Linked DNA regions of Mus musculus: region 1 is linked to region 2. Evidence: chromatin loops called from intact Hi-C (ENCODE). Cell type or tissue: left cerebral cortex. All regions are shown on one strand. Each heading gives the region's core, and the rest is flanking DNA. Links, peaks and the distances in the headings are about the cores only. Region 1 holds the start of Mpeg1 (macrophage expressed gene 1). Region 2 holds the start of Fam111a (family with sequence similarity 111, member A).

Region 1 (11,060 bases), core at 1,077-9,076, 100 kb after region 2:
GTCCTTCCAGGGAGGCAGAGGATAGTTTGTAACAAAGAAACAGCAGTATCAAGAAAGATTCAGTAGTGCTCTGTTCTCAAACTAAGAGTCAGAATTAAGGCAGGCAGCATTCCATCAAGAAACAAATTTCTGTGCCTTAGCCCAAGGTCTGCAGCCTAATGTCTCCACTGTAAATCTGCTGTTGAGACTTCAGTCAGAGTTCCATTGGTAGAACACGTGCCTGCCATGTAAGCAACCGTGGCTTCCATCTCTGACACTTATAACCAAGCAACTAGCACATGCCTGTAATCTCAGCTCCGCTGTTCAGGGTCATCCTTTGCTACCTGTTACGTTTGAGGCCAGGCTGGGGTACATACGACTGTCTCAAACAAGCACAAGACCACATTCATGTTTGCGAGGGCTTCCTTAGACCTTCTTTATTTAACACAGATCCCCAATCCTTGGACTTATGCACATTCACCATCTTGAACTCTTGCTTTAAGTGCCCAGATCCACTCAGCTCATTCCTCCCCCTGCCCTACATTCTAAGCCATTTGATCCTTTAATAACCTCTCCAGAAGGCCTGACACCATGTCAGTTATCCCAAACTCTACTTCTGGGATAAAGCTCCTTTGGTTAAAAGAAATTAAAATTAAAGTTTAAAGGAACACATCCATGTTTCAGTGGCCTTTCCTTTTCTTCTTTAAAAAGTGTGCTTGTCTTAGCAGAATATTAAGACCCTCCTGAGAGGTCCTGGGTCTTACAAAGATCATATGCCCCAATACAGGGGAATGCCAGGGTCAGGAAGCGGGAGTGTGTGGGTTGAGGAGCAAGGTGGGGGGAGGGTATAGGGGGCTTTGGGGATAGCATTTGAAATGTAAGTGAAGAAAATATCTTTAAAAAAACAGAAAAGAAAAGTAAAAAAAAAAAAAAAAGGAAGAAAAAAAAAGAAAACCCTCCTTGCAGTACAGATTTAAACCATCTCTTCTCACCAATTCCCTTAGATATGCCATTATTAGTTAGTGTTCTTCCTACCCACTGGTCCATGACCCTAAACTTTGGCTTTGTTGCAGGTTGGGTATAATAACACCAAGGGCTTTGAAGCTGGGTCATACTTTTGTTTCTGCCACTTATTAATGATGGTTTAGTGAGAGATCCTGTTTCAAAAACAAAACAAAGCAACAGGGTGGAGCCAGTGGTCAGCCAGTGGTCTCCAAGTACATACACATACAGTTGTAGGCATCCATACACTCGCACATGCATATACTATGCATGCACACAACCCTTGGGGTGGGTGATAGAGTTGCCATTTAATAAATAAACAAATTCCATGCAGATGTTTGAATTTGGCAAGAGTTACCCAGTTATTCAATGACAGAGGTGAGATTCAATCTGTAAGTGCTAAGTGTCCAATTTCATATTGTTCTCCTCTGGGTTGCTTAGGGCATCATGATGAAGGAAGGGTTGCGGACATCAAGTCAAATCCACCATCTGACAACTGGTGTGTGGCTGTGACTGAACAACTTCCTGTGGTCTCTCACCCTTGTTGCCCTAGGTTCTGAAGCTGCTTCTAGTGGCCTGGGACCGCCGTCTCATCTTTGCCATTGGAACCTCCAGCACCACGGGCGAGTCCGATACTGTCATCTGGAATGAGGTTCACCACAAAACAGAATTTGGCTCTAATCTCACTGGCCATGGCTACCCAGATGCCAATTACCTGGATAACGTGCTGGCTGAACTGGCTGCCCAGGGTATCTCTGAAGACAGCACTTCCCATGAAAAGGACTGAGGAGGGAGGGTACTGGGGACCACAGGGCAGAAAATGGAGAGAGTCAAGGTTGATGCCATGCCTCCTGACTCCCTCATGTCCCTTCTTGTATTATTCCCATCTCCCATCCCTCTCAGTCACAGAGGGCGCTGGATTAAGATGATGTCGTTCTTACACTTCATCCAAAACGAACCAGACACGGGATGAGGGCCAACCTCCTTCTGTCCCCATGGAGTCTTCAGTTCTGGGTAGTCAAGGACCTGCACCTCTCCCCACCCCTAAGCAGGGAGTATGTTCAGCATATTTAATGTATGGGCACTATTGAGGTATTCCATATCCTGGCCTTGTGAAGCTGAGATCCCTATCCTCAGCTGGCTTCTTGCTGCTTCCACTCTGCCTTGAGAGTGGAGTTTCTGCTTTTTTTTTTTTTTTCTCCTCCACTGGAGTCAGGGAGCTCTCACTGTGCACAATTGGGGAGAGAGGTGTAGACTGCTGTGACATCAGAAATTGGATGCCTTGGTGCAGTGTAAGGAAGCAGTTCATGTTAAGAGGGTCAGAGTCAAATGCCTCTGGGAGGAGCCTGGGCCCTTCCTTCCTCCTCATCTATTGACCTGTCCATAGGCATCTGATTCTCTCAAGTGGGTGGGAGGGCTCAGGAATTCCTCTCTGGGGTGGCATCCCATGATGCTGTTTCCAAGCAACCGCTCTCTGATCCAATCAGAGCCTGCATCCCAGTGAGCATCTGCACTATCCTCAGGGAGAGGAGCCCATAGCCTTCTTCCCAACTCATTGCAAACCAGCTCAGTTTCATCAAGTCACTGTGAGTTGGAGCCCACACCAGGCTCTTTGTCATCTGTGTTTGTGCATATGTTTGTGTGGGTGTGTGTGCATTATTGGGCCAGGTTATTGGGAAAGTCCCATCACGTCTCTAAATTCTGTTTCACGTGCCAAATCCCAATTCTGTTGGGGATTCTATAGTAAAGGCATGGCCCTTTGACTTTTCTCACCTTTGCCAGCCCATCTCGTAATAAACTTGGACCCTAATGGACATAGAATTGTACTTGGGAAGATGTCTTGATTCAAGAGCTAGATTGACCCTTCTCCTTCTTATTAATATTAGATCAGAGCCAGCTTCCATCCAGTCTTCTTTATATAAGAGCTCAATTCATCTCCCCACAGATTTGCTAATTCAAGACCAGAGACATTATTGTTCCCTGTCCCAGCCCCTTGCTCTAGCCCCCATCTAGCACAGATTGGCCAAAACCATGGTGGCAGAAGTCGCTTTAGCTCATTCCTAACACAGTTAGGAACACATTCTGGTCTTCCCTAACCGGCATCTGGGTGGTGTCCCAAGATCCAATCTATCCCCAACATCTCAACTTTGGCTCCATTAAAGAATGGATTAGGTGTCAGGTAAAAGAGAATGGAGAATCAAGAAGGGAAAATAATTTCCCCTTTGTAAGTGGGTTCTTTGAACTTTGTGTTTGGGGAAAGTTCCTCTGGATACTAATTTGAACTTATATACCTCATGTCTCGAGGGTTTGACTATATATATGTGTATATATACACATACATATATATCATAAGATTTGAAACGTTTGATGCTTGGTAAAAATAAGTGAGAAATTCAACAACCTTCCACATTTGTACTTACGTTAGAACTGGAGTCCACATTTTCATACCACCCTGCACCAGAGATGCCTCCTGTTGGGCTTCCACCATTGTTGATATTGCTGTGGCCAGTAGAATCACCCAAGTGTCCCTAACCCACTTCCCTGGTGCTGAGTTTTCTTTCACTCTACAAATGGCTAATGGAATTTTAATCGCCTTCCACTAGGGGGAGCTGTGGTTGGAGGGAATGTTCTGCCATCTTAGTCCAGCCTGTCCTATCAATGGGAGGCCATTTTGTCTCACAAGCAGAGCAGAAGATTGCTGCATTCACTGCACCTCGGGGAAAACTCCTGCTAAAGTAGAGAAAGATACAGCAGAACTAAATGGAAGGCAAGTAGCCACGGGCGTTAATGTCACACCCTTTTATCAGGTTACCGAATTTCAGAGATAATCGGACCCTCATTGAAGGCTTACAATCATGTTTGTCTTCAGTTACTCGTTGTTATCTACAGTCCCTGCTTCTTGGCAACAAGGATGAGAAATTAGACTGGGAGTTCATGGATAGGAAAGTGAAGCAGTAGGAAGTGAAGAAATGAAAACAGGCTCTGAGATGTGGGAATGGCCAGTGGGGGATGTTTTCACGTAGCAAAGGAGGTAGACGCAGGAAAAGCATAGCATGAGGCAGAAGGAAGAGCCCAGAAGGACATCTCAGGGAGTGACTGTTCTACAAGAAAGACCATTTTGAGGGTTAGTCTTCAAGAATTTCCCCAGAGGACTTTAAAATGTCTATGTCTCATTTCCTTATTCCCCGAGGATGCTCTGAGAGGCTACCTCACCCTCAAGTTTCACTCTTTCAGCTTTCTGGTCTGATGGAAGCTTGGCAATCTCAACAATGTGTGGGTCAAGCAGTAGCTGGTACCTTACTCCTTCTCTTGTGCCAACCCCCAAATATACAGAATTCATTTCAATGAGATTAGGCCCTGGACACAAGCGACTTTGACCCAGAGTGCTTCCCCAGAGAAGCCCTGGTGTGCTCTACTGGGCCAAGCAGGGAGCCCCCATGCCCTTTCTTTTACAGTCTCAGCACCAGCAGCCATGTTCTTCCTTCATGAGACTCCCGGGGTGAACAAATGGGATTGGAGACACAGCTATGAGATGCTTATCCCTTGAAAAGCTATGTGGTATATCTGTGGTTGTCTGTGCCTTTGTGCTTCCATTCCCCTGTCCTTTTTGTAAGATTTAGACTTCTGTGTGATTTTATACTTCAGTCAAAAGTACTTGTCCTGGCATCGCATTGCTGTGTGCATGAGAGGATTGGGAGAAGGCTGCTGTGGCCCAAGAAATAACCACTGCCCCACCCCCCCTTGCTTGTTCGTTGGTCACTTATATCTCAGTGGGGGTTTCTGGGAGAGGGCTGGTGAATGTCCAGATGTCAGGTGTTCTGTTAGTAACTGCTGTGATTTGAAGTTGTTGGTGTTGTTCTGTGGGAGGACATCGCCCCCTGGTGCTCATGAGGTGTACGTGCAGAACAATAAACTGCAAATGAACAAGCACAAATTGTCGTTACTCCTAAGGGCCTGCTTTTGTAGAAGTGCTTTGGCAGCTGGCTCAGAAGCATGAGGATTACTTCCTTTATCTGCGGGCAACCTCAGTCCAACTAGTTCGATAAAGGGAAACTCTTCTTTCTTTATTTTCTAAAACTTCCCACATCTCTTCTACTCCCACATTTCACCTGACTTAACTCTGGGTTTCCCCTCAAAGAAACGGGCCATAAAGCAACAGAAATGAATATGTGAACTTGGGGGGAAAGGGTCATCTTTAAAAACATGGAAACTGGCTTCTTGCATGTTGGGGGATGCATGTGTGTGCGGGGATGTATGTGTGTGCGGGGATGTATGTGTGTGGAGGTGCATATGTGCGAGGCGATGCATGCTTGTATAAAGGGACACGTGTGGGGGGTGCAGTATGTGTGTGTGTGTGTGTGTGTGTGTGTGTGTGTGAAGGTCTGCTGAAGCTAAAGGTTGACATTAGTTATCTCCTCTGCAGTCTTCTACCTTATCCTTTGAAGCAGGGTTCTCTCAGTGAACCTGGAAATTACCATTTTGGCTAGGATAGGCTGATGGACCAATGAGCCCCATGTGCCACCTGTCCATACCTGCGAGTGCTGAGATTCCAGGTTCATACCACCATCCATGCTTTTACAGGGGTGCTGGGGATACATACTCAAGATTCTCATGCTCAAATAGCAGGCACGCGACTGAACCATCTTCCCAGCCGTGAATACTGACCACTTAAATGGCTCCTTATTTTCAGGCAGTTTTAAATTTTTCCAGTAAGCATTTGTTATTAAACATCCCAGTAATAATAGGAACACAAGAACAACAAGGAACTCTTGAACAACAAGTCTAGCCTCTCTTCTCACCAGACTATCTCCATCTCTGATCTCCCTTGGAGTATGGTTTTCTCAGAAACCAGCCCTGGTCTTTCTGCAGACCCCAGCCTTAAAGTCAAGACTGGGCAGAGCCCAGGAGACCTATGACATGGCTTGAGGGTGAACTGGAAACCCCTGTATTCTGACTTCATACAGATGAACACCAAGATAAAATTTTGCCAAGTACACATTTTAATGCATATTTATACTCATTTTTGTTAGTAGAGTTACATGTTTATGGGACAAATATTAAAAAATTCAACAGGAAGTTTCTGCATTAAAGATCTGGGAGTCTTCTGATGTGCCTTGCTTTGCAGATTCAGAGAATTTACAGAAAGAAGTCTCTCCCCGTTCCTGAAGGCTGAGACACTTGGAGCTCTTCAGGAGGGCCTACTCTGTGCACAAGAGCTTGATTGTAACTAGTATTTTCAGAAAGATGGCTGGCTTCAATGAAACATTAAAATATAGCCCAAACCCACAAAGCACACAGAGGTTAAGAAGAACATTTTAACGCTCAAGAGGCAGGTTCGATGGAGAGGTTGTGCAATTAGCCCTCTTGGCTGGGCAGGTGGTAGGGCAGAATTCCAATTCAGTCATTCATTCCTCTCTGTATCTCAAATGGAAACGAATGAGGAAGTCTCTCCCTGTTCCTGAAGGCTGAGACACTTGGAGCTCTTCAGGAGGGCCTACTCTGTGCACAAGAGCTTGATTGTAAGTGTTAAAGCAAGAATACATCATCTTTCGTAGAAGATAGCTCACTGATGTGTTGTGGTGAATAGATACATAATTTCTAAGACAGCTGTAGAGGAATTTCCGTGTTGTAGAGAATTAAATTCTCAGATATGAAAATTGAGCAATACCCCAACTATTGCCAGTTGTCAATCACGAGGCCTTCCAGATAACCCATGGAAGCCATCCTGGAACTGAAATACATATCATGGCCTTTTCCCAGCTAACTGTGACATAAATTTTGTTTTGTTTTAAATTACCCCACCCCTCTTCCAAGCAGCGCGAAAAGGCAAATCCTAACAGACAGAAGACAGCGCTTTCCCAATAGCTTTAGTTTTAGGGAGGAAGTACTATGTAAGTGCAGGCTCACTGTGACTTGCGCATTTTTCACCCCTAGGCAGATAAAAGCTTCTTGCTACAGTCCAAGGGGTTTGTGTGTATTCCTGTGCACCCTCAGCTGTGGTAAGAAGACAAGGGGAAAGACTGTCCAGAGAGAGGAAGGAGTTACATTTTTGACACATGAACGTGAAACCATACTGCTTGATCTGCCAAACTAGAGCTCTGTTTAGTTCTTCATTTATAACCCTGTTAATTGACAGATCTAAGAATTCAAAGTTTCCTAGAATACTCTCATTGTCTCCCGAACCCCGGTTTTTAGCCTTAATTTATTACTCATTTCCTTACTGTTTCTTCATCCTTCATCCCCTAACAGAAAATTATGTTATATTCCCCCCCCCCCCCCCAGGACTTGTTTGCACAGTTCAGAAGCCCAAGACTGACCTAGATTAGCTGTGAGGAAGTTGGGAAATGGAATTTGTATAAACCCCACCCGCTTCTCCTTCAAATGCCTGTGAGGTGACTCATGGGGAGGGCACTGTCAATCAACACCAAGTCCTTAAAGCTAAAGAGTAGGGGGCATGTAGGCCTCCTGTGGCATTTCAGGGCACTGTTTACTGAAACCCTGAGGGCCTCTTTGAAAACACAAGAAAAGAAGTAATGTACTTAAAGCACAGACCTCTTCAGCTTACAAACTGGAAAGCCTTTCAAATTCAGACTAAATGCACCAAATCCAATTTCTCCCCCACCCCTCGTTCCACACACATGCATTCAGGTACAGACAACTATGAGAATGGACGCATACACCCCGAGGCTTAGTCCCAGTCCAGCTTTTTCCAAATGAATCATACCCCTCCCCACACCTCACTTCAAATGGCTCCTTTAATTTCCTGGTGCAGAGGCCTAAGAAAATACTGCCAGGGTTGTAATAGCTGCTTTCTTCCTATGGCGACTGTCACTTCAGTCACTTAGGAAGGCAGAAGTAGAGAAAACAAAGCAAAAGATGTGCTTGAAGCTGTGGCTGGAAACTGTTTCCTTTGGAGACAATTAAGCTGGACTTGGATCCTCTTCTCCATTAAGGACTGTTGCATCTGTTGCTAAGCTTCCAACCAAACTCTCCTGCTCCTCAATTTCCTGGTATTCCTTCTTCTTGTACTTCCGAGTACCATAGATGGCCAAGGTAATGACAACTCCTAGTGCTATGGTGACTCCCAAAGTGATTCCAGCAGCTTCCCCTCCTGACATTCCATTACTGTCCCCATGGATGACTGTCATGGCCCTACGAAGCTCCAGAGGTTCTCCCAGCTTCCACTGGTTGGTCTGAGGATCCTTAATCCAGGATCTGGCAGTCTCACTATTGGTCACTATGACAGTGTTGGTGGCAACCTGGCTCATAAGAGGTGGTTTGGTATAAGGTGGGAGCCTGACAGGGAGCAGGGACCCTCCTGTGAAGATTCCAGCCTTGACACAGTAGGACACTTGGCATCCATCACTGATAACAGCTAGGTGTTGGCTGAAGCCCCCGGGACACTTTTTCAGAGATGGTGCTCTGACGTCTTTAGCTGTATCAGAATTAACCAAGGGGTTCCCCATTATACAACTGAAGAACCCACCAAAGGGGACTGAAAACTTGAACCCCAACTCATAATCCAGGGACACACATACCTTGAGGCTTTCAAACAGGTTCAGTGGGATGTAGCCTGCTGGGCATGACTGTGCATTTGTCATAGGGTTGATGGTCTTGTCAGTGAAGACTCCTCCAAAGAGAAGTCCTGAGTTGTCAGGTACTTGGCCAGCAGCCACACACCAATAAGCCCTAAATTCAGCCTTGGCCACTCTGAACACATCTTCACACACTGTCTTGCAGAAAATCTTGAGGGTGCATTTCTTTTTACATTCCAGACGACTGTAACCCTCTTCATGGGTCTGGGAGAGCAGATGGACAGGGGTGTAGCCAGGGGGACAAGAGAAATCACCTGTGAGCAGGTTCTTCTGCTCCAGGTTTTGGCAAAGAACATCACCTGACAGTTCAGTGCATTCCTGATAAACTCCACCAAAGGTGAAGTTGGTGACTTTCGCATCACAGGAATCATCATCCATATTGGCTTGAAAATTAAAGTTGGGGGAATCAACATTTGTGCATCCTGGGTGAGTGTTAAAAGTGTAATAGTGTCTCACAGCAGTTTCCACTGTCTTCGACAGCTTCTTCACCAAGGGACCTGGCAAGCCAGGTAGCTTGTCAGGTTTAATGAAGAAATGCAGAGGCAAGCCAGCACGGTCTATTGCCACTAGGTGGTTAGTGATGCCCTTCTGCCAGGTTTCTAAGGTGATGCCTGGATAGAAGGGAACCCCTCCAAAACTCTGCACCCTGGAGTTGGTCCTGTTCGACAGGTAGTCCTTCGTCAAACTGGTCTGAGAAATGTAGTCTGTTTCAACTTTGAAGTTCACAATGTTTAAGAAGGCAATCCCTGCAGAAGCGGTCACGGTGTTCTGGCTATTCTGGTTGTCCAGAAGGAAGGAGGACCTTACGTGATCCTCCTGAACCAGTGCAGCCCCAGCATCCACACTAGTGATTACGTGTGTGCCATAGTTGAGGATCAAGAGCTCTGCCAGGTAGGTGGCCATCTTCGTCTGGTTTTTCTCTAGTTGGTCACAGATGTCCATAAGTGCCTTCGTAAACCCCAAGCTGAGCTCTGAAGTTGGGGTGGTTTTCACTGTGTAGATCCGGTTTCTTACCTGAACCCTGGTAGTCACAGCTTGGTCCTTTACTTGAAGGGTCTTCATCCTTTGGAACTCAGTAGAGAACTTGCCGTTGACTCTGGAGAAAAGGGCGAGTTCTGTGTTGATAGAAAGTGAGGTGGTACTCTGGTAATTCATCCAGGACTCCAGGACTTCTGAGTTCATCTCCAGGTTGCTCTCTTTCTGAGGAATAGTATACACTTCATCGGGGATGATGTACTGCCCATCTTCTGTGGTCTTACAGTTGGTGTATGTCAAGTCCATCACCCGTCCCATGTCTACATTTCTCAGATTATCCCAGCCTCCTCCTGGTAGGACCTCCAAGACAGGTAGTTTCAGGGCATTCTTGCATATTTGAAATCCAGTGGTACCCGTTTCTCCAAGAGGCTTGTCTGCTTCAGCACACGCTATTATCATCCAGATGAGGACCAAGGCCATGAAGCTGTTCATGGCGCAGATGGTTTTGGCCATATACCAGCCCTAAGCATTCACCAACAAGACTGGGGCAAACAGAAGGATGGAAAAGAAAGCGGTTGTTGAAACAGAAAATTCTACAGTTCTCCTAAAACCATCAGTTCCTCTTTATGCTGCTCCAATTGCAAAACAGAGAAGTGAAAGCTGGTTGGAATATTAGAGACCATTAGTACCTTGTAAAAATTATTCTACTCTGGATATGCAAAGATACACTCTTCAATCCCCCCCCCCCCACACACACCCTATGTCCCTCACCCTGCCTTTCTTCTACACAGGGGTTTGGCACCCAGTAAAAGTGTGGATTCAACAACTTACCTCTGTCAGAAGGCTCTGTCTGGCTTTTGTTTCACTCTCTTTGACTTCAAAACCTGCCTTTCTCTTCTTTTGTGAAATCACAGTATTAGTTTCTTTTTACTGGAAACGCAGGAGTTAGTAGCAACCTTGTGCTTATTTACATACCCCGCCTCCAGGCTACTCTGTGTCAAGGACAAATCTTAGATGTCTCATTGGTACACTGAAGTTGGGGCCTGCCCCCTGAGAACAAAAGTGTAAAATAATAAATAAATAAATAAATAGATAACCTCAGATGCATGCTTTGTGAGGTCTCATTGTTACAAACTCAAACAGTCCTATTTTGGAGATAGACTTATCTAGGGCTGAACTGCTCAGGAAAGCATTCCGTTTGCTGGGAACCCTCACCCTGAATTGTTCTGGGCATCCTGGGTGAGGGTGAGGGCTTCCACGCTGTTCTGTTTTTCTCCGTTCAGAGAGAAATATTCAAGAGAAGACAAAAGCCACACTACAAATTTGCAAAGTTTGGTTTACTCAAAGCATACAAACGGCCCAGGAGCATCCGTGCTTGTGTCCACACATTTGTCTGATCGTCTCCATGTGTGCAATTTTTAAACTAAGCAGCAACTGACCACACGTTTAACTTTTTCATCCAAAAACTTTTTTGTCAGCAAAGACAGCAAAAAAGGAAACATGCTCTTT
Region 2 (11,060 bases), core at 1,309-9,308:
TGGATTATAGATATGTACTATCACATCTGCCATAAGCGGTACAGAGATTCAAATCCAGGGCTTTGTGAATAAAAGGTGATCGCTCTAACAGCTGGGCCACATATGAAACCCTGTAGTGTGTTTTTAACTAGTAGATGAAAGTCACACTCAACAAGTTAGGATTGTCTTTTTGTACAATTGCAGTGCCAATTTATTCACATCAAAATGCAACTAAGATACAGACATCACCTTTATTTTTTTTTTTTCCTTTAAAACATGTCTTGTTTTGTAGGCCAAGATGACCTCAAACTGGCCACCCTCCTGTCTCACCCTCCTCAGAGTTGGGACGAAAGTGAGCACAGCACACCCAACTTAATTATGCATTTTAGTCGTGTTTCCATCCATGTAGAAAGTGATCAGACGAAAACAGAAAGGTTGTCTGCGGACAGCCACCCACGGCTTGCTTCTTTTCTCTATGTGTAATTGAAGCACATACCCGGTGGGAGCCATGTAAAGCCTGTGTCCATGATCTTAACCCCTCCATTGTAGCACCTGAGTCCTAGATTTCTACCAGTAACTGCTGCTAAGGAGCTAGGAAGGATGTCTACTAGCCCCCCTGAACTAGTTCTGTGTTTGTGAAAAGCAGAAGCAACTAAAAATATGGCAGGGACATCCTATGAGAATTTGCACAGCAGGGTGAATGCCAAGAGTACGGGCTTAGCTTAGGCAGCCATGTTGGAGCTGCAGGGACCTGGGCTTACTGGCTGGCTCCTTCCTTTCTTTTTCTTTCTTTTTTTTTTTTTTTTTTTTTTGGTTTTTGGTTTTTGAGACAGGGTTTCTCTGTATAGCCCTGGCTGTCCTGGAACTCACTTTGTAGACCAGGCTGGCCTCGAACTCAGAAATCTGCCTGCCTCTGCCTCCCGAGTGCTGGGATTTTAAAGGCTTGGGCCACCACCGCCCGGCTACTGGCTACTTTCTGCCTCTTCCTCACCCTAAAAGGAGGGGCAGAGTCATCCTCATCTGCTGTGAAAATTGAACGGCCATCTGTGAACGATTACTCAGAGAATATTCCTGCTAGTGCTGGGATTGAGGCCAATATTTACCCACAGGGACACGCCTTGGACTTAAGAAAATGATAGTGCATGAGTACTTGAGGAACTGGTCTGGACTAGCTGATCTTGGTGGGCAGAAATTTCTGTTCAACCAGAAAAACAATGTGAGGTTCCCTGTCTGTTGATGGTTCATATTGTAAAATATAAAAGCTAACAGAAAGAAATATGAATTTGGCAGTTCACAGGCACATGCTTAAACAATTCTGAATCATTCCATATCTACCCCCACACAAACGATTTTCGGTATTCATGCTGGGTCATATTTTATTAGAATGTGGAGGAGGATCAGGTTAAAATGTCCACAGCCAGCCTGAGTTAAATGAGACTTTGTCTCAAAAAAAAATGGTGGAAATATCCTCTAATACAGAATTATTTGCTATATGATAGGTATTTGGAAGTTCATTGTATGATCCCCTCCTTCGTTTGTTTGTTTGTTTGTTTGTTTGTTTGTTTGTTTTTCGAGACAGGGTTTCTCTGTATAGCTCTGGGGATCCTGAAACTCACTTTGTAGACCAGGCTGGCCTCAAACTCAAAAATCTGCCTGCCTCTGCCTCCCCAGTGCTGGGATGAAAGGTGTGCGCCACCATGCCCGGCATATGATCCCCTCCTGCCTCCACTCCTCCTTGCTTTTTCAGTTAGAATGATGTGAATACAAATTCCTCCGAGTATACCACATTATAATTTGAGAAGACAAAGTACTTACATGTACTATCTTTCTTTAGTAGAGCAATAAACCAATATGGCCTGTACCAAGTCCCATCCTCGGTCTCCCTAACAGTTTCCTGGAATTGCTTTCTCCATCTTCTTCCCCTTTCTCTTGCCCCCTTTTTCTTTCCCCTGGCCTTTCTCACTCTCCCTATTTCTGAATAACGCCCTGCCCCACCAAGCCCCTTTAAGCCTCTTTCTGGCTTCTGAGCCACATCCGTCCCTCCCTATTGCCTAATAACTTCCTCTCCAGCCCCTTGTCTCCCTCCCCCACCTTCACTTCCCCCTCTCTTAAAGGCGCTTATTTTCTGGCTAGCCATGTGCACATTCTTGCCTACTTACTTTTCTCTCAGAAAGGCTTTCCAGAGGCAAAGACCAGAGCTGATCTAAGCCTGCCTCTTCCTACACTACCACATCATCAATACCAGCACGCTGAGGCTAGAATGCTGAAAACAACCCTGGGCTCCCTGGGTCCTTCAGATGGGTTAGCCCTTCTGCCTCTGTCCCAAGGGCTTTCCAGCGCTAGAAGTTCCCCCATGCCACCAGTGTGCCTGAGATTTCACCCACTCTTCATTTCAGAGTAGCACAGTTTGTTTATGGACCTGCCACCTTCCCTGGCTCACAGCTAGGACCAGCTACACTTGAACCCAACATCTAGCATTAAGTCTGCTTTTGGGAGGAAACCGTCACAGTGCCCTTAAAGAACACTAAAGATGACTGGTATTTTCTAGTCCTCAGCAGAACATACTGGGTTATGTTGATGGAAACAGCAGACAAATCAGGTTAATGTAGTAACCACCTATTCGAATATGGATAGCTTCCACTCCACCTGCTAGGCAAGCCTGAGAAAGAAATCAGTATTTGTCACTTGTGTATTTTTATTCCAAGATGAAATAGACTTGCTAAATATATTGGTGAATATTTGCTGCACACCACATTCTGACATGAAGAAATTAATCTTAAAGTGGCTTTTTACTTACTGGATCTTTCCACTCTATGGCAGCTTCGCTCCAGCCGCTGGAATCCCGGGTCTTTTAGAAAAAACAGAACCAGACTGTCATTTGACGTCTTTGTTCAGAGGGTGGAGAGACTGCGGATTGGTCCTTTCTCTGAACAGCAACCAGCTGTGCTTCAGTCCATTGGCTGCATTCAGAGCGCGGGACTGGACCAGAGCAAGCGCAGTGTGCATCCGCCCTGGTCTCTAAGGGCCGCCTAGTCAAGGAAGCCCGCCAATCGAGTGGGTGTGGTCCTCTACTCTCCAGGGATCTCCTTTTAGAGCCTAGTCAAATGAGGTATGCTAACTGGACTCAGTGGGAAGCTGAGGAGCCAGGACTAGATCTGGGTTCCCTCCTGGTTTCAGGCAGGTCCAGGGATTTTCTTCCAAATAGCAAGAGAGACCAGGGCAGCAGGTTAGTGACATGCTTTCTGGCTGCAGGCAGGAAGAGAATGAGCTAGGAGGAGGAAGGCTGGAGGACTCAGGGCCTTTCTAGGGGGTAACATCCCCACAGCAGACCAGCTTCAGTACTTGAACAAATCAGAAAGAAGCTGCAAATCCTTGTCAAAGACTCATTTTTCAAAAATGTATTAAATTTATTATTTGTGTGTAATATGTGTATGTGTGTGTATGCCACATGTCACAACTTTCAGGAATTCAGGCTCTTTCCTACCATGTGAGTCTAGTGGATCAAACTCAGTCAGACTTGGCAGCAGATGCTGAGTCATCTCGATGACCTAATAAATTGATTTTTTTCCAGATGTGCATCATTGGGAGTAAATATTTTCTACTCATAAAGAGAGTGTCCACTCCAGAAATATGAGCTGTGATTAAAAAGGAGGAAGAGGAGGGAGGGAGCCAGGCAGGGAGTGGGAAGAGATTACTGGGAGACACAACTGTTATGGGGCAAGAAGGAGGATGCTTAGGGCATGGCTAAAGAACTAGGGCAGTGGAAAGTCCCAGGAATCTATAAGGGTGACCCCAGCAATGGGGGATACAGAGCCTGAACCAGTAATCTTCTATAACTGGACAAGATTTCCAATGAACAGTTTGGGACACTAACCCAGCCACAAAGCATTCTACCTACAAATTGTCCTGCCTACAAGATAGTCTGGGGAAAAGTGGTGCAGAAATTGTGGAGGTGGCCAGGGATGACTGGTCCATCTTGAGACCCATATCATGTGAGGAAGCCAACCCCTGACACTACTAAAGATATTCATTCATACTTGCAGACAGACGCCTAACATAATCATTAGCAGAAAGGCTTTACCCAGCAATGAATGGAAACACAGATGCAGAAACCCACAGCCAAACATTAGGAAGAGCTTGGGCAATCCTGCAGAAGAAAGGGAGGAAGATGGTAGGAGTCAGAGGGGTCAAGCATACCACAAGAAAACCCACAGAATCAACTAACCTGTTTCCATAGCAGCTCACAGAGACTGAGCAGATTACAACTATTGCTACCACCTTGGAGAACCCAAACATCTCTGAAAACCTAAAACATATATCTAGCTATATGCTCTTTTCCACATCTACCACACCCCAGAGTTTGTAGTTCACATAGATTCTAGAATGGTTTTTAACAATGTAAGTCAGTTTACATCATTACTCAGTCCCACAGTCTCCCTCTAGACTAGATTTTACACATTTGTGACAAAACTCAAGACTTCCTGTGGCCTACCAGATGATTTTCACATGCATGTGCTAGCACAGCTGTGGCGTGGTTCTTTCTAGGGTATATTTTATGTTCAGAAGAAGTGAGATGATTTTAAAAACATTGTCTGCTAAGAAGGGAATTTGTACAATATTCACTCCTGGATAGTTTCTTCATGATATTATGTAACTCATACAGAGAGTCAAATGGGAGCCATCTGAAGACTGTTTACGTTTTAAACACACCCACCTTCCTTATTTCAATAGCAATTAGACTGCCTATACCAGATTGCTTCTTGGGTCCATTTGCTTGGAAAATCTTTTTCTAGCCCTTTACTATGAAGTAATGTCTGTCTTTGATGTCAGAGTATATTTACTTATTATATGCAGCAGAATGATGGATCTTGTTTTCACGTCCATTTTGCTAGCTTGTGTCTTTTTATTGGGAAATTGAGTCCATTGATATTGAGAGATATTAATGACCAAATGATTTGTAATTCCTGTTATTTTTAAATTGATCGTGGTAGTGTGAGATATTCAGAGCCTAATACTCTTAGGCTCTGTCATGGCAAATGATTGTGTCCTCTGAAACTAAAATGTTTTTTATTATATCAAAACTGCAGATAAATGCCATGCATTTGAGGTGCAATGTCAAAACATTTTCTTTTTTTTTTCTTGTGTGTGTGTGTCCAGGTTTTAGAAAGCAAGGCATCAAAATAGCTAGAAAATCCATGACAAGTGGAGATGAGTTTATTTCTCTCCTACCCTGTAACAGCAGGCTTGAGGAACACATGTGACACGTCTTTCACTTTCAGTTCATCAGGCAGAAACAGTGGCACAATGCTGTGATCCCATCATCACAGGGTACAGAATAGAAGATTGTGAATTTGAGACCAAAGTGAACTGTATAATACTTCAAAAAGGGAAAAAACATCCTTTTTAAAGAATTCTATATTTATCCAGAAATATTTAAATGTATGGAGGTCTATTACCATATTCCCATGTTTGCAATAAGGGTGTTTCTGACGAAATCTAAACTGCAGGGATGCATTTTGAGAGACTCTGCCTGGACAGAGAAGATTTATATTGCTTTGCATTCTTCTTTCTGTTTAACGGAGAATGTTACTGTCATTACAAATGATGACAGCCTTAATTTTTAACCAAGCTCCCACTTTGCTAATTGCATGACTAGCTAGTGACTTTGCTGATGTGCAAACCCGTTGACTGTTGGCATCCTTCTCATGATGGATATGACTTAGAGAAAATGAGTCTTTTAGAGAAACTAAGACAGATTCTGTCTTCGTTTCCTTTTTCTATTGCTTTAGTGAAATACCCCAACAGAAGCAACTTAAAATCAGAAAGGTTTGTTTGACTCACAGATTGCTATAACCCCTCATGGGCAGGAAGTCTCAGCAGCAGAACCTGGAGAGAGTGATGTTGCATCTGCAGTGAATAGTAGAGAGCAGTTCAGGCATGCTCAGCCCCCCTCTCCCCCCATCAACATAAACAATACAGGGTTTAACCTAGGGAATATTGCCAGCATGTCTAGGCTGTTTCTTACCAAAATTTATGTAATTAAGAAACCCACATGCATGCACAGAGACCCATCTCCTGATGACTCTAGGTTCTTTTAAAGCAGACTATAAACAATAACGGTCAACACTTTTTGTTTTCATTGAGACTTTCCTCCTTACAGACCTTGACTTATGTCCTCTCATTTCCCTCTTTCCTGGTTCTTAAGATAAAGTTCTATAAAAATGGGAGATGATGGAAACTTACGAAAGAATGTATAGTCTACCAGGAGTCATCAAAGAGGAGCTAAAACTAGCAGGTGATCTTCCTCAATTGGTTCCACCATGAACTGTTAAAGTTATTGATGGATTTGCTTCTCTAGGCAAGACCAAGAATATTACATTTTAGGAAAAATTCCTGCTATTAATATGATTTTACTATTATTATTAAATATATATAACAATCCCTAGGTGTTAGCCCACCCTTTTGAGCAGAACTTTGCAGAAAAACAAAGATGTAGTAATCTTATAGTGATGCTATGTAGGTCTTAATTATTAATGATGATTATATAAGAATTCTTGAAATAATATTAGTAATTATTAAGATATTTTATAATAGGACTGTTATTAAGTTCTCTCTGATGTCAAAACTGCAGTGAGAACTCTGCCAGTCTTCAAGACTCATGAGTTAATTGCTTATGAGATAGCAAGAATACATCTACAACTTAGAACACATTCCAAGAGGTTGTAAAGCCACTAACCAAAAGTCATAAAAAGGGAACTAACAGTTTACTATAGATGCAAGGACAGAAGATAAAATATCAACTGAGTTTATCTAAACAAAAATGGGGACAATGGGGAAATGGAAGTGAAAGAGATCTCTAGTAAATATACATGGCCCCCCATTTGAGACAAGGGCATCCATCTTCAAAATTTTAACCCAGAATTGTTCCTGTCTAAAGGAAATACAGGGACAAAAATGGAGCAGACACTGAAGGAAAGGCCACCCAGTGATCAGACCAACATGGGATCCATCCTATGCATGTAGCCCAAGTCCTGACACTATTACTGAGGCCATGTTGTGTGTGCAGACAAGAGCCTGGCATGGCTACACTCTAAAAGGCTCTACCAGCAACTGATTGAGACAAATGCAGATGCTTTCAGCCAACCATTGAATTGAGATCAGACGCCAATATGGAAGAGTTGGAGAAAGGATTGAGGGTGCTGAAGGAGATGGCAACACCATGGGAAGAATAACAGTGTCAACTAACCCAGACCCCTCAGAGCTCCCAGAGACTAACCCCAAAACCATGGAGCATACATGGACTGGTTCATTTCCCTGGGCACATATGTCAAAGAGGACTGCCTTGTATGGCCTCATTAGGAGAGGATGCCCTTAGTCCTGTGGAAACTTGATGCCTCAGGGAAGAGGGATGCTGGTAGGGGTGAGATAGGGGGTGGGCAGGTGGGAGGCACCCTCTGAGAGGCTGGGAGGATGGGATGAAGGACTTGGGGAGAGGGAACCAGGAAGAGGGACAACTTTTGAAATGTACATATATAAAGTAATTTAATTTTAAAATGCCAAAGGATATAACCAACACCAAAGGCCAAAAGACCACTTTCACCTGAGAAAACTTGGCAAGATCAGACTCCTCCCCCAAATATGAAAAATACCTTTGGTGTGAACCATAGGAAACACACACACACACAAAAACATGAAATATGTGCTCATTCATGGGGAGTACATTCATGGGACAAGTAGCTTATATGCACAACTCAACACTCTCAGTCCTGCCAAAGACAAGATAGAAAGTCAATAGGGCAAAGAAATGCTGGTGTGGCAAAGAAGAAATTGAAGGATACACAAATCATGCCATGCCCCTCTGCTGTTTTCTAGATGGCAGCTACATAGTCATTGCATTTAGTCAATGTAAAAGTAAAACAGAGGAAAATAAACGATTGTTTGAACCCCAGGACCAAGCATCTACCAATTGTGTCCAATTTTATATTCATGCAAGTTTGGAAGAAAAAGAAAAGGGTTCTGAAATGTAGAAAATTCACAAAGAGGGGAACAAACTGTTGTCTGTGGCTTCAAGGGAGAACTCATCAGGGACTCTGAGGAAGGATGGCAGGTTTTGTTCCTTCATAGAGAGTGACCACTGGAAACACATTTTAAAAGCAGGACAGCATCTTAGAAAACACTCAACAATACCACTCTCCTATTCCCAAGCCCTTCCCCAGAGCTCCCAGAGACTAAACCACCAACCAAAGAGTAATTTGAAAGGGACCCATGGCTCCAGCTGCACATATAACAGAGTTCTGTGATGTTGAACAAAAGACTAACCTACATGCAATTTCAATTTTTTTATATGTAATGGAGGACTAATAATAGCTTCCGTTGGAACTGAACAAACTATGCAAGTCTATTGATATGAAAAGCACTTAAAATGTGCTACAGAATAGCATATACCTACACTATTCATTTATTGCTTATGTGTTTTTTGAAATGTTTTTGAGTCCACGAGAATACTATATCTGATGTCATGCCCCAGCATGGTTTAATACAGAGGTATTGAATACAGGTATTTCTCCCATCCTCAAATGGTGTTTGTTTTTGTAGTGGTATTCAGCACTACTAAACAGGATAATTTGCTTTAAAGATACCAATAAAAATACTCTTCAAACAAAACCCCCAATTAGTAAACTTAATTATCATTTTGGGTTTCTAATTATCATTTTGGATCAGCTTTCTTGATTTCTTTTTTTATACTTGTTTCAAACTTCTTTTGTTTCCAAGGTTTACTGGCTGTTTTCCTGCCTGTTTCATGCATGTTTATCATCCCTCACCTCTATCTCAAATGGGGTCCAGATTTTTGGATCAGGGTAAGCAGGATGTGTTTTTCAACTCTTCAACTGCAAAAAAAACCTTTACTAATATATGCATATGGCTATTCTCTCCATTCCAAGCTGTGAGCATGGGTACATCAGGACAGAGAGTTACACATAAAGCAAAAGTCCGGATAGGACATGCTTTCCACAGCAGCTGTGGAAGTTAGCAATCCGAGAGAGTTTCTGGTAGGAATTTGGTTCAAAGCCTGACTCCTGGAGCTCTGCCAAGAAGAATTTACATTATGGTTGGTGGATAAGCTCCTTACTAACTTGGTGTTCAGGGGCTAGCAAGGCCAGAGCTGAAGGGGAAGTGAGAGAGAAGAACTCAGTCAAACGGTTCCTCTGTATAACGCACAACAGCAAGGCCTGTGGTGCCATACAGAAAGCTGAGCCACCTGCTTTATCAGCTAGTCCCCAGGAGCAGTAAGAAGGGCAGGCCACAGCTCCATTTGATGTAAGGAATAACTCAAAATTTAGAATGCTTTCTTGGTTTTTGTTTTTGTTTGTTTTGGGTTTTGGTTTGTTTGTTTGTTTGCTTGCTTTGAGACAGGGTTTCTCTGTGTAGCCCTGGTTGTCCTAGAACTCACTTTGTAGACCAGGCTGGCCTCGAACTCAGAAATCTGCCTGCCCCTGTCTCCCAAGTGCTGGGATTAAAGGCATGCGCCACCACGCCTGGCAACCAGCAATGCTTTCTTAAAGTGTGTCTGTAAATACTAATTTAACATTATAACCATAGTAGCCTTGCTCTTTCCATCTCCTGTGACACGTAGATTTTCCTGACTCAACACTGACTCCTTGTGCATACTCTGAAACCTCCTCCGGCAGTTTTATTCTTTTTTTTTTAAATTGGTTATGTATTGAACAATCACACCTACATTAAATTAACAGTTCATTAAAGAAAAAAACATACTATCTGAAACAGTAACAAGTAAGAACTAAGTAAACTGATGAACATCTGGAACATGGACTTGTAATAAGGACATTTGGTAGGTCACCAGACCCTACAGGGTTTTTTGCCTCCTAAGAAATGACCTGAGTGTCCTAACTCCCATCTTCCCACGAACTCAGCAAGCCTCATTTGCCCCTTTGCCACAACAGATGGAACTGCATAACCAGGAGTTTTGGCTTGCCCAAGCTGGCCTTGATGTAGGGGCAACTGGGGTTCACTTCCACCCTCCACCCTAAGTAGGCTCTTTCCCAAGTGGCCAATTCAAAGCTGGACAGTAGCAGGTTCCAGGTTAAAATCCCTAAAAGGGCCTTTTCAAAGCCCTATCCAGTCATATGTTCTAGGATCCTTGTCCCCTGTAGAGCTAATTCTAACTCCAGATAGAGAAACCTGGAAGGTAGAGCTGACTCTGACCCATTATTTAAAGTGGTTGGTCTTGCAAGAAAGAGTAAGGAGTAGAGGGCAAGTGCAGGGATATTGGATGAGGGTGGGGTACTGGAAGCCACCTATATCCTTTTGCTCTGGCTGGTGGTTGGTTGGCTGTGCTCAACACTACAAACTGCTCTTTCTGTAAAAAGTCAATCCACCCGTGACCTAGTGACCTTGTTTCCCCTTAGGCCCAATTAGTTAGGTGCCCTTCTCTGCTGGCAAAGATCCATTTTATTTCTGGGGCTTGAGGAAATTTTCATGCTGAGAGAACTGGAAGATCCAGCAATACCACTCCCGGGCATATATCCAGAAGATGCCCCAACATGTAATAAGGACACATGCTCCACTATGTTCATAGCAGCCTTATTTATAATAGCTAGAAACTGGAAAGAACCCAGATGTCCCTCAACAGAGGAATGGATACAGAAAATGTGTTACATTTATACTATTAAAAACAATGAATTTGCCGGGCGTGGTGGCGCACACCTTTGATCCCAGCACTTGGGAGGCAGAGGCAGGTGGACTTCTGAGTTCGAGGCCAGCCTGGTCTACAAAGTGAGTTCCAGGACAGCTGGGGCTACACAGAGAAACCCTGTCTCGAAAAACAAACAAAAAAAAAACTAAAAAAACAATGAATTTATGAAATTCTTAGGCAAATGGATAGATCTGGAGGATATCATCCTGAGTGAGGTAACCCAATCACAAAAGAACACATATGATATGCACTCACTGTTAAGTGGATATTAGCCTAGAAACTTAGAATACCCAAGAAACAATTTGTAAAACTCATGAAACTCAAGAAGGAAGACTAAAGTGTGGATACTTCATTCCTTTTTAGAATG

Evidence for each region. Hi-C counts contacts between places; a loop is a spot of excess contacts. Peaks named below come from ENCODE experiments on the same cell type or tissue, not always from the same donor. Only the 100,000 strongest peaks of a DNase experiment are listed, where the experiment ranks them.
Region 1: it touches region 2 in a loop (2.7-fold over the local background); 5 of 42 quality-filtered maps call a loop at or near these places.

What each region holds. Positions count from the first base shown.
Region 1 is chr19:12,460,184-12,471,243 of GRCm38, reverse strand. It overlaps Mpeg1 (macrophage expressed gene 1), which reads right to left and starts at 10,474. Exons shown (of 2, transcript NM_001374668.1): 1 at 10,383-10,474; 2 at 5,964-10,093. The coding sequence starts at 10,043. The coding sequence ends at 7,902. Dtx4 (deltex 4, E3 ubiquitin ligase) reads left to right here. Exons shown (of 9, transcript NM_172442.3): 9 at 1,535-4,908. The coding sequence ends at 1,768. In left cerebral cortex, for the core only: CTCF peaks have their summits at 3,587 (motif pointing right) and 4,874 (motif pointing left); DNase peaks (open chromatin) are centred at 3,569, 4,862 and 7,415; H3K27ac peaks cover 280 bases.
Region 2 is chr19:12,565,297-12,576,356 of GRCm38, reverse strand. Fam111a (family with sequence similarity 111, member A) reads right to left here and starts at 2,832. Exons shown (of 4, transcript NM_026640.2): 1 at 2,777-2,832. It also overlaps the pseudogene Gm16274. In left cerebral cortex, for the core only: no CTCF peak of the experiment used is centred there; DNase peaks (open chromatin) are centred at 2,421, 2,958, 4,595 and 5,304; H3K4me3 peaks cover 958 bases.